Linked DNA regions of Homo sapiens: region 2 is linked to region 1. Evidence: read pairs that join two places in POLR2A ChIA-PET (ENCODE). Cell type or tissue: MCF 10A. All regions are shown on one strand.

The links. ChIA-PET counts read pairs that join two places held together with the same protein. Peaks named below come from ENCODE experiments on the same cell type or tissue, not always from the same donor. Only the 100,000 strongest peaks of a DNase experiment are listed, where the experiment ranks them.
Region 2: POLR2A ChIA-PET joins it to region 1 with 5 read pairs; 1 of 35 experiments calls an interaction of 5 or more read pairs at or near these places.

The regions. Positions count from the first base shown.
Region 1 is chr5:36,692,597-36,700,596 of GRCh38, reverse strand. The region is part of intron 1 of SLC1A3-AS1 (SLC1A3 antisense RNA 1); the gene reads left to right. Among named protein-coding and RNA genes, the nearest start is that of SLC1A3-AS1, 29 kb to the left of the region's middle. RefSeq lists a silencer at 4,176-4,470. In MCF 10A, CTCF peaks have their summits at 4,321 (motif pointing right) and 7,275 (motif pointing right); DNase peaks (open chromatin) are centred at 4,356 and 7,266.
Region 2 is chr5:36,439,461-36,447,460 of GRCh38, reverse strand. No RefSeq gene overlaps it. Among named protein-coding and RNA genes, the nearest start is that of RANBP3L, 140 kb to the right of the region's middle. RefSeq lists an enhancer at 4,206-5,405. In MCF 10A, no CTCF peak of the experiment used is centred here; DNase peaks (open chromatin) are centred at 2,770, 4,460 and 4,940.

The sequences.
Region 1 (8,000 bases):
TTTTTGTATTTTTTGGTAGAGACAGGGTTTCATCATGTTGGCCAGGCTATTCAAACTCCTGGGCTCCAGTGATCGGCCTGCCTCGGCTCCCAAAATGCTGGGATTACAGGCATGAACCACCATGCCTGGGCTAGCAATTATTTCTTGACTTGAATTGCTTCCTGGTTGCTCACAGAAGTCTGCTGCAACCTCTTCTCCCCAGCTTATTCCTTTTGTGCCACTTCACTCCCAATTCCCACCCTTCACTATCCATGACTCTGTCCTGAGCTCAGAGATAACTCAGTGAATAAAACCTTCCACCATGATGGCAATGTTCTGTATTCACGCTGTCCAACGTGGTAGCCACTAGCCACATGTGGATTTTGAGCCCTTGAAACATGGCTAGTGTGACTGAAGAACCGACTTTTTAGTTGCATGTTAAATATAATCAACCAATTAATTTAAGTAATTTATTTAAATAATATAGGTAAATTAATTTACATTTTAATAGCTCCTGCCATATTGGATCACATAGCTGTCCAAACATGGAAAAAACAAGCTCCTCCATCTGAAGCCCAAACTTGAGTACAGGCTTTTGCAAAATTCTGCAGAAGTATATTCTTAAGTTTACAGAAATGAAGTCTGATGGAAAGCTGTACAATTCATTTCCAAGCGTGTCGTGGCTCCCGTTTGTTCTCAAGTTCTCTTGAGCAAGTCATCATGCAGTCAGTCTGTGGACTCACGTGTAGACACCACCTGTTGTCTATAGGGTGGCAGCTCCATTAAAATAACATTCACATCTATAGGGGAACATGGGGGAGATGCCTAAGTGGTCTGTTATGGAATTGCCCTAAAATCCCTCCAAAGACATTGAGATGCTAACTAGAAAAAATTGCTTCTTTTTTCCCCCTCTTCATTTCTGTCAAATTTAATTTTCTTGTTTTCTTTTCCTGAAACTCTAGTAGCTGTCAAGAATGTATTGCTGGAAGCCAAATCTGTCATTTTGTCTTCGGCAGTTGAAGAACTTTCATTTTTCTTTCTAGGAGTAATGCATTTCTACTTAGAGAACAGCTAAGTGAAAATGTACTCCTGAAACAAGATTTTTTCTGCAGGCTTCCTTGAATTTGTCAAAAAGACAAAAATCTTACCAGCTTCACTTTGTAATAATGCCCCAAAGTTACTTGGAATCATCTTCCACCTACTTTTCTTGTCTCTATTATTTAATATGTGTAGTAGGGAAGAAGAAAATGAACACATTTACAATTTAAGGTTCTGCTTATACATGTATTGTCAAAGCTAATTGTTTTAAACAAGGTGTTTTATCTTTGATTAAAGTGATCAATGCCTATAAGTATAAAAGAAATGATAGTAGAGTTTCATGGTCTCTTTCATAACACAGTCCCATACTTAACACTTTGATGTGCTGACACTGATAATGAAGATACAAGGCCTGACTTAAGCAATAGTTAGCCTTCAAAATAGAAAGGTGAATGGTACATTCATTTCTGAAATTCCTGAGGTTTTTCCTTGCTCTACTCAGTTAGACAGAGAAGCATTAAAAAAAAAAAAAATCCCCATTGCAGAGAAGGAAACTGAGACCACCAGTCAATCAAAGGGAGGATTTTTACTTTCCCAAAACAACTGGGTATCAGCAATGTCAAATATTCAACATAACTTGTAAGCCCTCCTAGCACTACCTTCAAAGCACATAAGGCATCTCTTCAGGTCAGCCATTTGCTCCTGACACAGACCTGATGTCTACTGCTTGTGTAATTGATGTTAACAATGGATACTGAGAATTCCCCAAGAGAATTTTACTGTTTTCATTAAGTTGGTCAAGTAGAAAAGGTGAATACTATTGTCATCCCTGCCCTAACAATGTGATTAACATTTTATCTCTCTGAGTTCCTCTCCCCTCCTTACCCTTTATCCCTATCAGGGGCAGACTCATATCATGATAATGTCATTGCTACACAGCTCAAGTTCACTGTCACCCAAGAGGGTCTCCTGGAGCTTACACATGACAGGCAATGGTATTAGAGGTGAAATATACAGAAGCAATGGCATTAGAAATATACAGAATGTATAAATAAATATGCAGAAGCATTGGCATTAGAGATGAAATGTAAACTTTCCATAAACATTGTGAATGCCCGATTCAAGGAAAGTATGTTCTGTCCGAATCGGAAACACCTTTTAGCTACAGTGGTTCTGAGGAAGGTACCTCTGCGAGGATGTTAAAAAAATATGTAAAGGTGTATTTTTCATTGTCACAGCAACAAGGATGAAAAGGTGGAAAATGGGAAAGGGTGATGGGGATGGTAGAGGGGTGGGGACCTACCAGCATCTGGTGTCCAGGACTCAGGGATGTCAAATGCCTGCAATTCTCAGGGCATTCCCACCTTATGAATTGTCTCACCAAAAATGTCAGTAACACCTGTACTGGGAAAGAATGGAAGGGGAAGTGCGCAGCACTCAAATAGTTGCTAACAATGGTCATTTGAAATTCACCATTTTACATACATATATATATACAATTTAAATTTATATATATATATACTTAAATTTATTTTTTTACTCTGTGCCAGGCACTGGGGTACAATGGTTTTTTAAAAAACCCACTTTTTGCCCTAAAGAAGCATATAGTTGGTGGGAGACAGACCACATTCTGCCATGATATCAGTAACCTGGGAGGCCAAGGGGAACAAAGAGGGGTCTGGAAAGGCTTCCTGAAACACCTGCTGCCTCCACTGAAGTAGGAGTTGGAGTCAACAAGGAGGTGGGCCGAGTGGTTTGGGGTGCGAGGGGACAGTTGGGGTAGGGAGGTGATGTTTCCAGATGAGGACCAGCATGTGTAACTAAGGCCTGGAGTTATGAGAGCACAGTGCCATGGGGGGCAAGTTTGTTCTGTGGCTATTTCCTTCCAACAGAGGCGAGGACTGCAAATCAGGATGGAGAGGGAAGCAGGGGTTCAGTAATCAGAGACCCTGACACTCCGTGCAGGAATTTATACTTTATCCTGGAGCCATGAGAAGCCACTGCAGAGTTTAAATTAAGGGAATGACAAGAACCCATGTCAGGGATGGCACATTGAATTGAGAGCTCTCTTAGTGTCAGTATTATTGTCCCTTGCCTTTAGACACTGGGCAGGAAATCTGCTGAGAGTCACCTGAGAGTCATTGAGGCCTTTCTATTGACCTCTCCTTGAAGCTGCGCTACTGTGCAGCCACAAAGGCAGGACTGGCCTCACCAGCGTAGCCAGATCACTATCACTGTCATCAACCATCTGGCAAGGAAGTGCCTTCTACCAGCAGAGACTGCTCTGCCTTCGAGATCACAGGCTCATTGGGAGGCTGGAACTACATAACTCCAGCATCCCCTCCAGGAGAAGGATGGTTAAGGCCAAAGACTACAGAATCCAACTATCCAAGTTGGAATTCCAATTTCACCATTTGTTGACTTCGTGACCTCGGGCGGATCATTTAACCTCAGTTTTTTTCATCTGTAGAATGAAGATAATGATAATAATGATCTCATAGGTTTTTGTAAAGATTAGATGAGATAATATATATAAGAACCCAGCACTTAATAATCACTCAATAAGCATTAGCTATTATTACAACAGAAGGCAAAGAGTCAAATTCAGCTCAAAAGTTAAGAGTGTGCCTTCTGGAGCTACAGTGTTGGGTTTAAAAATTTAGTCCCAAGACTTGTGGCCTTGGGCAACCTGCTTAAACTCACCCCACCTCATTTTCTTCATCAGTGAAACAGAGGGAAGATGATAGTCTTGACTTCAGAGGGCTGACATAGCTCGATTTTAACAGTGTACATCTCAGAACAACACCTGGCTCATAGTAGGCACTCCATAAATATTAGCTATTATTTCAATGGAGTAAGCCAGACAAAAAATGATAGAAAGGAAGTGGGACTCAAGACTTTGAAGGAATAGAGCGTGCCTTAAATAAAATGACAGAAGGAAGAAGGGAATCAACATTTGGATGCTTAATAGGTATGTGGAACTTAACATCAAAGAAGTTGTTTTGAGAGTTAAATAAGATACCCCAATGCCCAATGTAGATTGTTTTCTTATCCCAATTTTGCAGCTGAGTCTTACAGAGTTTAGATAGTTTACCTGGGATCACGTGTTAGGCTGTGGACCCTGGCTGCATCCGACTCTAAATCCTTGATCTTTCTCTCCAGCTTGCTGAGTCCAGCTGCATGGAGAAGGTAGGTGGTCCAGGAGAGGAGGGGGACGAGGAATCAATTCTGCTGGAGTCGTCGGGGTTGGTGCCTGGTTCCCAGGTGCATACTTTTAAGTTCAAGATGCTGGGGTGCTGGCCTCTCAGTGACCACCAGATGTCAGTGCTAACAAGAGATTCCTCTACTTGGTTGTTTCCAGAGCTAGGTGCCAGGGCACGCTTATTCATTTGGCAAGCAGCACCAGCAGGTACTGTCTAAGAGAAGCTTAACTTGGTCTTGGTGCCCATCTTCACATTCATCAGTGTGGGGTGATTTTGGAAGGCTAGGTCAGAAGAACATATATTACAGAACCCAGAACTGAATTTGGAAATGTGTGGTGGTAGAACACTTGGCTCTTTAATATGAAAGTCCACAGCATCACTTCCTAAGAAACAGTTTGTATTTGGAAGATAAAAGCTCCTTGAAGGTGATCAGTTCTGGAAACAGCAAGCCAGTCAAACTCTTGAATTCAAGGGGTGGAAAAATTATTGATTGGTGATGGATTATTGATCAGAAAAAGCTTGGAACTGTGGCTTTACACTTATTAATCATGAAATGGAAGTTACTCAAGTTACAAGCCTATACACACATGCGCACAATTATAATAAAAATTTCCTGAAACAATACTTTAATACATGTGATATTTTCTGTTCTATTCTGCTCTATTCTTTCACTAAAAAATACTAATTGGGACCCTCTAAACTGACAACCTACAGTTTGAAAAACACTGGCCTAGGCCGGGTGCAGTGGCTCACGCCTCTAATCCTAGCACTTTGGGAGGCCGAGGCGGGTGGATCACGAGGTCAGGAGATCGAGACCATCCTGGCTAACACGGTGAAACCCCGTCTCTACTAAAAATACAAAAAAATTAGCCGGGCGCGGTGGCGGGCGCCTGTAGTCCCAGCTACTCGGGAGGCTGAGGCAGGAGAATGGCGTGAACCCGGGAGGCAGAGGTTGCAGTGAGCCAAGATAGTGCCACTGCACTCCAGCCTGGGCGACAGAGCAGTACTCCGTCTCAAAGAAAAAAAAAAAAAGAGAAACACTGGCCTAGGAGATATTACCACAGTATGTTTCAGATGAAGTTCTTGGTTTGCAGTGCTTGACCAGACATAATTTCCATGGTTAAAACAGTCTAAGGGGAAAAACACCTGCTTTGGATTTGGAGAGAGACTCAAATTGCGATTTTTACCTGGAGTAAGCTGCTTATTTTCTGAACCTCAACATTTTCATGTGTGAAATGAGGAGAATTCTGTCTATTCACAGGATCACTGTGAGGCACCTGCTACACAACAGCCTTCCTCCCTCCCTCCTTCCCTCCCTCCCTTTTTTCATTCCTTCCTTCCTGTCTCTCACTCTCTTTTTTAGAGACAAGGTCTCGCTTTGTGGCCCAGGTTGGAGTACAATGTCACGATCATAGCTCACTGCGGCTTCAAACTCCTTGGCTCAGGCAGTCCTCCTGCCTTGGCCTCCCGAGTTGCTGGGATTATAGGTGTGAGCCACCGTGCCCAGCCCAGGCTATATATGCCTTTCCCTTCTGTACTTGAAGGTTTTTATACTATATGTGGTAAGAGAACTTTACAATTTCACTAAAGGAGGGCATTTCTAATGTGGAAGGGGGATTAAGTTCTAAAACCAGCAACTGGGAATCTTTAAGAATAGAGTAATCCTGCTTGTGTAGTCCAGCCACATCGATGCTCAAAAGCAGCGTGCTGGATGAACTGCCTCGCAGAGGTGTGGGGAGAGGAAGATACGTCAGTTTACGGTGTTGCTTTCACTGGAATGCCTCTGTCTGACCCTCTGACCCTCTAAGCATGACTTATTTCTGGTAGGGCCCTCTTCTTGGCTTGCAGACAGCTGCCTTCTCACTGTGTCCTCACATGGCCTTTGCTTGGTGTGTGCTTGTGGAAAGAGATCTCTCTCTCTCTCCTTGTACTTGGAAAGCCACCAATCCTATTGGATTTGGACCCCATCTTTGTGACCTCATTTAACCCTAATTACCTCCTATAAGCCTCATCTCCAAATATAGTCACATTGGGGGTTAGGGCTTTGACATATGAATGTTGGTGAAGGGTGGGAGAACACAATTCAGTCCATAGCACCCTATATTACACAGATATTAAAATGTACCTCCCTGGAGGGAGGGGCTTTATCAACATTGCCCATTACAGTAGGCATCCCATAAATACCTGCTAAATAAATGAAAAGAGGAATTGTGTTTTCTCTGTACATTCTAGTGTTAATGCGGGCACATTTATGACCCCATTATAATAACACCGGAAGCAAGCACCTTTTATCAAGCACGAATATATGTCAGTGACTTCACCTTTCTTTCTGATCTAATCCTCAACAATCCTGGAAATTAGGAATGATTTTCATCATGATAGGAATCAGAGGAGGCAAGGAGAGGTTAAGAAACTTGCCCAAGGTCACACAGCTCATAGGCAAAGCCAGGATTAGCATCCTGCTCTGTCACCTCTGAGGTCTGTTTCTTTTTAGAGTCTAGACCAGTGGTTCTCAAACTTGGGTGTGCATCAGAATCCCCTGGTCAGCTTCTTAAGACAGATGGCTGGGCAGGGCAAGGTGGCATGCACCTGTAGTCCCAGCTACTTGGGAGGCTTTAGCAGGACGATCACTTGAGCCCCAGGACTTCCAGGCTGCAGTGCGCTATGATTGTGCCCGCGAATAACTACTGCACTTCAGCCAGGGCAGCACAGCAAGATCCATCTCTAAAAAACTCCCCCAAACCAAAAAACAGATTGCTGGGGTCTACCCTCTGAGTTTATGATTCAGTAGGTCTAGGGTGGTGTCTGAGAATTTGTATTTCTAAGTTCCCAGGGAATGCTGATACTGGTTGTGGGACCACACTTTGAGAATCAGTGCTGTGGCCACAGAGCATGAGTTCCTTTTTCCTTCAGCCATCGGAACTGTTTCCTGGCTCTCCAGCCTTCCTTGAGCCCCTCAGGGAGGAGTTTGCTGTAAGCGCTCCTCTTTGCACGTTGTCTGGTCCGGGCTGCTCTGGGTCATCGGGGCCTAGAGAAAGGTCTTGGCCGCAGGGTGGCAGCAGCGGCCCAGGTACAGAAAGTTTGTCCCCGCGCTCAGGACAGCTAATAAGCGCACCATCAACTGGGTTCCCACCGGGCCAGGGCCGGCTGGCTCTCCGTCCCCGCTTGGCAGGGCAGGGAGGAGGCCAGTGGGAGGGGGTCTGGCAGAAGGGGAGGTCGCTGGCACACGAAGGGGCGGTTTTGTTCTCTGGTAGACTCTGGGAGAGGAAGCTGGGTGGTCTCCTCAGAACATCGGATTGTGCCCTTCACAAAACGGCCACGCAGCGCGGGGCCGCTGGGAGAGCCCGCGGGACAAAAGGCCTCTGCGGAGGCGAGCAGGGGTTGCTGGGCCGCCCCGGGCGCAGAGGCCCGGGCCCCTCCGTGAAGAAGCCTGGCAGTGTCTCATGATGCCGGTTTCCAGGGGTGACGACCTCCGCAAAGCGTCCCCCCCGGGCAATGTAGGTCTGTGGCCTCCTCGGGGAGTTCCTTCCAGCTCACAGCAGGTCCAGATGGCACCGGGAGCCACTCTCCCTTCCTCCAGCGTCACCCCGTGCCTCTTCCTCCCTACTGAGCCAGTGTTGTTCTGAACATCTTAAGAATCTCCCTGAGTGCCAGGAACTGTGCTGAGAATCTTATATCTAGTTATTATCTATTTAATTCTCATTACACCATAATAAAGAAGGTATTATGATACCCATTTACGATAGGGAAGTTGAAGTTTAACCTATCATATGCTAAGGG
Region 2 (8,000 bases), 250 kb after region 1:
CTGCCTGCTGGGTTCAAGCGATTCTCCTGCCTCAGCCTCCTGAGTAGCTGGGATTACAGGAGTGCACCACCATTCTCGGCTAATTTTTTATTTATTTATTTTTTATTTTATTTTATTTATTATTTTTTCTTTATTTTTGTAGAGATGAGGTTTCACTACGTTGGCCAGGCTGGTTTAGAACTCCTGACCTCCAGTGATCAGTGCCTGCCTTGGCCTCCCAAAGTGCTAGGATTACAGGTTTGAGCCATCGCACCCAGCCATATACTGTACTATTTTGATATTTGCCTTAGTCTCTTTACCTCCCTGAGTTGTAAGCTTTCTGAGTTGGAAGAATGTCTTATTTCATTTTGTTTTACCTGAAAATCATGGCACACAGTCAGCATTCATGCTCCTACTGGGAGAAATACAACTGGAATTCTGAGCTGTATTTCCTGTTTTCACCCACTCCTCTTGTACCATCTTTTCATTAACATGAAACTTTATTACCCATCAAATATTTGTTAAATATTTGATCTTTAATTTCTAAAATAAAATGCATTGAATAGACCGGGCGTGGTGGCTCACGCCTGTAATCCCAGCACTTTGGGAGGCTGAGGCGGGCGGATCACAACGTCAGGAGTTTGAGACCAGCCTGGCCAATATGGTGAAACCCCGTCTCCACTAAAAAAAAATACAAAATACAAAAATTAGCCAGGTGTGGTGGCGTGCGCCTGTAGTCCCAGCTACTTGGGAGGCTGAGACAGAAGAATCCGTCCCAGGAGGCGGAGGTTGCAGTGAGCCGAGATCACGCCACTGCACTCCAGTCTGGGCGACAGAGTGAGACTCCATCTCAAAAAAAAAAAACAAAAAAACAAAAAAAACAAAGAAACAAAAAAGAAGCATTGAATAAATGTCACTTAATCTATTAGTAAGTGTTCACACTTAATTTCTGAACATAATACAATATTTCCATTTTCTCATCAAGAGAAATACAGATTCCTGCTAGGATCATCTCGTCTTTAATGTGGCAGTCAGCAGTAGAATGACAACTCCCAGGTCTGTGGTGCAATGGAGTTGGTGACAGAAGAGGCTCAGCCGTGAATCCCACTCTCTCTGCTCCAGGCCTTCTTGGTGCGGCCAATCACAAGACAATCTGGCTTTAGGGCAAACTTAAAAGAAGTAGGTTAGAGCCACTTAAGAAAAGAAGCAGATGGAAAGACAATTTGTTCTTTTTCAAATTACTTATTGAGACATCCAAGTATAAAAGGTTCTCTGGAGAATCTCCGACAGGCCTGCGCACTGGGAGAAGACGGGGTGGAACCACAGAAGTTTGCGCCTTGCGGCGGGGAGGAGCCTGGCCCCTAGTGTTCCTGCGTGGGAACCTGGGAATTAGTCTGTGAGATGAGGGCCTGTTAACAGGAACTCCTCTCTCGCTTTGCTGTGTTGTTTCTCGTTTTCACCCGATAAATTCTGGCCCCCTCACCCTTCAAAGTATCTGCATAATCTTTCCTGCTAGTTTGACAATAACCCGGGTTTTCCTACAACAATATTATGTTGGTAATTTTAAAAATGTGCTTCAATGGACACTTGTTATTTGATCTGAATACTAAATTTCATCAGCTTTTAGCCCAATTCATGATCCCAGTTACTGATGTCTATTGAAATTGAGGGTAGAGAATGTCATTTTGGCTTGCGTAAATCTAAGAAGAAATTCCAGAACGGGGTTGGAACAAGCACCCCACACAAACAGTGCAGACATGTCCCCAGTCAGCTTCCTCTGCGGCACGGAGAAAGGGAAGAAGGCCCTCTCTGGCGCCTTGGACACAGCCATGGGAGGAATCCCTGAGGCCAGACCTCATCCGCCACAACCCTGGGGGCCTCCTGGGAGGTGACGGGACAGGCTGGTGAATATGTGGACACCATTTATTCAGCTGCTTGAGTCCTCAGGTTCTTGACTCTGAAGCCCTGTCACTTTTATGTGATGTTTCTCTTTAAAACTCATGGGTTCTCCTTGAGACCCTAAAGGGCACAGTGAGGTCTGCACACTTCCTTTTGCCCCTCCGGGGTACAGTGCTGTCTGTGACATGCAGGGGCGCACTCTTGGAGCAACATCCATTTCCCAGGCTGCTGGGCAGGATTCATGGCCAGAAAGGCTGCTGGCTTCAAAGGCCCAGAGGAGCCCCTGGAGCAGGTCAGACCCTGCAAGCGCCTCTGATGTGAACAGGCACCTGGACAAACAAAGAATGCAGGGTGGTTCTTTATTCCTGCTACACATTTTCCTGAGCAAAATGTGCCAGGACTGCCTTTTCATGCCTCACATCTTAAAGAGGTGTTTGTGTATCGGGGGCTGGGGAGGATGGTGGGTGTTGAATTAGACTCTCAGGGCTAGGTCTTTCATCTTCAGATACTCAGCAGGCCAGTACATCACGGTAGTCCCATAATCCTTTCCCTCGTCTCAGCTAACTCTGCCTGTCATGGGACATTCTCAGCCAAGGACCCATCTACTGATCTTTCACAGAACGCGTGTGTGTAGCTTTTCAGTGCTTGATTCAGTGCCTGCTCTTGTAGGAGCAAAACAAATATTTGTTGAATGAATAAATGAGCTACTTGGATCAACTGTAGAACAAAGCTATATCTTTAGAAGCGGAACCATTTCTCTCATTTTGGATCCCCACCAGAAGCAAGCTCTGAAACACGGATTTGAGTCAAAATAGTTTATTTGGGAAGTGATCCCAGGAAACACCAGTAAGAGAATGAGGAAGTGGGACGGGCAAGGGAAAGCAGCCAACAAAGAATGCCTCATTCAGCAAATCACCACTTTGGGCAACTGGGGCGTGAGCTGCAGGGCAACTCCAGGAGCCAGTGAAGAATACCTACCCCAGCACTACCCCATCCAAAGCGTTAAGGAGCCAGAGTGTGGCAACAGACTGCTTCTGGGGGGTTATCAATTCCAGCTGCTGTGTGCCCAGGCAGAGTAGGCACTGGGCACAGTGAAAACCTTCAGGCAAAGGTGTGCATTGGCAGTTGGAAGTCAGACTGGAGGTGCATAAATGATGGAGGGTGTTTGCCATGTCTCCAACACGATTCCACCAACTTTGGTTTCCATTCCCTCCATTTCTTATGTCAGTAGGAGACTGACAGAAGCTGTCAGGAGGAGACTGGGGGTTGCTGGTTCCTTCTGCCCTAGGGACAATAGTTAGTACTAGAGACTAGCTTAGCTCATAATCTCCATTATCTTGTTACTTGTTAGCTGTGGGCCCACGTGGACATGGGTTTCAGCAAATCACACACACTAATCTTGCAGTACATTCTGGTTGCCTGTGATTCTCTTGGCCTTTGTTTCCAAATCGCATTTTTGGTGTCTTAGTATGCATAGGATAGAGCCAACAATGACTGTGTTTGAGACTGAAGGGGTTGAGAAGTTTAAAGAACAATAGTGTCATAATTCAGAGTGGTTAAACTTAGTTAATGATATTGTTGTAAAACTTGTCACAAAACCTGGTGCGTTAGACCCATGAAGGACCTTAGATACCACCTCATTCAATGAGCTCATTTTACAGATGGTGAGACAGAGCAGCAGAGAGGTGAAAGGAATCGTCCAAGGTCGCACAACTGGTTAGAGTCTCCAACCCCAGGGCTGATTGCCCTCCCATGCTGCTGCTCACACTGCCCATTCGCAGGGGCTCTGGAGAACGCTCTCCGGAATGTATTGTGCAAAGTGTTAAAGAACATGGGACAAGTGCAAGATGGGAGCAAAGGATTTAAGGGGTGGAGAGGGAAATGGGGCAAGAAAACAGGAGTGTGGGAATCAGCAGCTGTTGAGCTCCTACTCTGTCAAACACCATGCTCTGTGTCTTACAGGCATTATCTTATTACTGGTCATGAAATCACTGGGAAGCAGGTGTCATCATTTTTAAAACTGTGTTTTAAAAGCTTTTCAAACTTTTTTTAAAAAAGTAATTTCTTGGCCAGGCACAGTGGCTCACACCTGTAATCCCAGCACTTTGGGATGCCAAGGCGGGTGGATCACCTGACCTCGGGAGCTCGAGACCAGCCTGGCCAACATGGTCAAACCCTGTCTCTACTAAAAATACAAAAAATTAGCCAAGCATGGTGGCAGGTACCTGTAATTCCAGCTACTTGGGAGACTGAGGCAGGAGAATCGCTTGAACCCAGGAGGCAGAGGTTGCAGTGAGCCGAGATCACACCATTGCACTCCAGCCTGGATGACAGAGTGAGACTCTGTCTCAAAAAAAAAAAAAGTAATTTCTTTAATTTTTTAGAGAAATGATCTCACCTCATTCTGAAGCTTCATTCCTACACAGAAGCAGGAAATAAAAAAACAAACAAAAACAAAGATGGAAACAACAACAACAGCAAAACCCAAAACCTGAACTTGTGAATGTAAAGTAGCTGGGTTGCCCATGGATTGACTCATGAGGCCGATAGTTTTACTTTGGCAGCAGCCCAAGACAACTTATTCACATTTCCTCTGTGCATGGATAAACACCTTCACTGGCCTCTAGTACACCAAGGCAACTCTGAAAATCTCTAGTCAGCAACATCTACTTTGAGCATCTTCTACCTCCCTGGATAGTTCAGGTCTCTAGTGACAACATTGGAGATCTGTTTAACATGAAAATACAGTTTTTGAGATAAGCATCTTTTTGAATAATTGTCATCCCAAAACACCACTAAAAGAATGAATTTATAAGATTGGGCCAAGCAGAGAGCTGGCTCTCTGCAAAACACAGGACCCGGGGAAGAGCAAGGGGGTTGGAAGCAGGGTGAGAGTGAGAGAGGGGAAAGAAAGAAACCAGTCAGCAGGCAGTTAGGGTGAGTCCTCGGTTAAATTCTTTCAAACAAACACCCTGCAGGCACAGATAAGGGAACTTGCACAGTGGGGCTTACCTAAGACATGCCCACAGACATACAGATAAGAAAGGCTACACAGGTGACTTGCCCAGACATGCCCGCAATGGAAAATTCCATCTCCTGACACATGCACAGTAAGGCGAACAAAGCAATATGGAGTAACTCAAACTAAGGGCCTGCACGTGCACTAGGAGAGAGGGGTATAGCTACCCGAAATTCGCACCTTATATAAATAAGATGCCCAGCTCTCATCAGTGTTTTATTAAAACCTTTGCATTCAATTGTAAAACAACAACCCTCTTTCAGGTCCCCTCTCGGCAGTGGAGAGCTTTCTTCTTTCACTTATTAAACTTTCGCTCCAACCTTGGTGTCTGCACTCCTTAACTTTCTTGGTCATGAGACAAAGGACTCTGGGTACTACCTCAGGCAATGAGAGACTGCAACAAGAGGGGGAAAGAAGAGGTGTGTGGTGGTTGTTCAAAACATGAGGGATTTCCAAGAAGGGCAAGCATAGCTGGGGCTGTAGCAGAATGTAGCATGAGGGCTCTGGGTACCTGAGAAGGAGCTAGGATTAGGATTGGAATCCAAAGGCACATAATATAGCCACTTCCTTTCCTAGTCTAGTGGCCTTTGGGGAGGGTATTCGCCAAGTGGGGAGAACAAATGTTGAGGCTGGTGCTGACTATCTTCAGAGCCAAAAGGTGACCTTCTTGTCCCCTCTGCACTCACTGAATCATGGGGACCACATCCCCATCTTCTGATCCCCATCCAAAGCTGGTTGTGCCAGTCACAGATCGCAGAGCCCATCAGTGCCCCAAGGGCCGAGGGGTACATTTCAGGCCTTGTGCAGCCTTCTCTGAGCTGTACTTTCCTTTGATTCTGTTGTTCTTGTTCCATCCGAGTGGGACCTCTGTTCCTATTCTGAAGGCCACTGTTAAGTCCTATTCACTCTGAATGGCTCATTTAGTTCAGTGGGGGTTTGGGTTTTTAGAAGGTTTTCTCTTTTAAATTCCTTTTTTTCCTTTTTTTTTTTTTTTTTTTTTAAGAAAAAGGGTCATAAAGAACTTTAAGATGCCATGCATGAAAAGCTCTGGATAAATGCAGCTTGTACTGGATTGTAAAATACTGTATTGTTCCAACCTTAATTCCTTGTGTGAGACTGGAATTGGTAATTTCCTGGTCCAGGGCAGAGGCTGAATACCAACAGACTGCAGACTGGAAGCAGGGGCGCTGTGGCCTGGGAGCACTTGGGGAGAATTTATGGGGAAACCAGAGGTCTCTACAAGAAATTCTCCTTTTGGCCCAGATTAATTTTCCTGACTTTTGCATTAAAGTAAAATAACATTTTTATGAAAAAGCACATCTCTGCTCTCTGCAGTGGCATTTGGGGGCTGGGGTGTGCCGCTGTCTGGGGTCACAGACCGTTATAAATCACATAAAAAGCTTCCTCAGCTCTTCTGCTCTGAAAACTCACTCTATCTGGGGTGTGAGCATGTTTGCTTAGCGGGCAGTCCTCCTTCTCTGAGCTATGGAGACTGTTTTGACCTTGAATCTCCCTCTCACCTCTCTTGATGCTTAGGTCCCAGAATCACCCAGTTTCATGCCAGCAAGACCGAGAGCCCCTCACATTCGCCACACGTGTCCCTGACTCCTCGTACCTGCCTCTATGCTTCCCTGGAATCCTCCGCTTCCCATCTGTTTCTCTGTAAAGACTGATCATACTTCCCTGCTTCCAAGCCATCTCCTCCTTAAACTATGACTACTTGCAACTTTGTTGGTCTCCCTGAGTCTCTGATCTCTATGGTACTCATAGTCATGAACACACATTTTAAACCCCTTTTTTGGTTTGAGTTTGGTGCCCAGGTTTGATTGTAAACTTCTTGAATGCCGTTCATTTCCTGTAATTTGTATCTGCCATATGTGCTTTCATATGAGCCCAGCATAAAGCCAGAGCCTCATAAATTCCCATTGGTTGGATTTCTGATTGATTGGTTGGTTGATTGATAGATACCCAGGCCCCATATGCCCAGATGTCTGAGGTAGTGCTTTGCTCATGGGGCTCCAGGAGTCAGCAGAGCTGTCCCTGACTCCTGTATTCACATGAGCTGATAATTTCACTCCCCCACCCCCACTTCATCTTAGGAGCAAGATACAGCCTCTGTTCTGGTCCCAGAAAAAAAGTTTACTCGCGCCACAGTTTTGTGAGGTTTCATAGACTTTTACTAAACATTTGCGTAGATGGTCGGGGAGCTACTTTGGCAGGGTGTAGCATCTCACCATCTTCCTTCTGTGTAACGATACACAGTCCTTGTGCATGAGGCTATGTGCTAGCAACCACCTTAAATGACTTATTAAAGTGTTTCTTCTGAACAAATACCATGCTTAGTCAAAGAATAATTGCAATAAATTCTCATTATTCTCCTGGTTTTTACAGCAGCAGTACCCAGAAGCGTTGAGTTTGCCCTCTGTGGATTCAACTACTAAAAGTGTTCATCAGAGAATGCAGCCACTAAGGGAACCTGGGGTTAAAGAGATTTCAGATATTTCCAAGCCTCCTAGTCAGTAGACGGTCACCCTGAGCCTTTTGCCCCTGTCTTAGCACTGTGGGAGACCAAGAGTGAGGTCTGGGTCCCCAGTAAACATTGCCAAAAGTGCCCCTCAAGATCTGGGCATGAAAAAGTAAACAGATCTCCCAGGCAGAGCTTGGCAGCTCAGACCCCCACCCCTCCCTGTCAGGAGCTGTTCACATGGGTGTCTGTGCATCTCTGGCCCCAGGCTGCCACTCTGCCCCAGCTTCCAGCCTCCTGCCTCATGGATATAGCAGGTTTTTAGTCATATACTTTCAGAACAGCATAGATTTCACTTTAAGGAAAAACAGACTTGGTGCTTGGGTCATTGCTGTATCCTTGCTATTACACTTGCCTGAAAGAGTCCCCCTCTCAACTTCTGCTCCCAGGCTTCCCCCTCTGGCTTGGCCTTTTGTGCCACTCTTCTGTTTTTTTTGCTCCTCAGATGTGCACACATTTTAAATAACATTCCTTCCTGAATTTGTCCCTTCATTTCCCCAGCTTCTGTGCTTGGGGACTCTCCAGCTCCCATTCTTTTTCGCGCTAATGTTCTCTTCTCCATCCTTTGTTGACATGCCA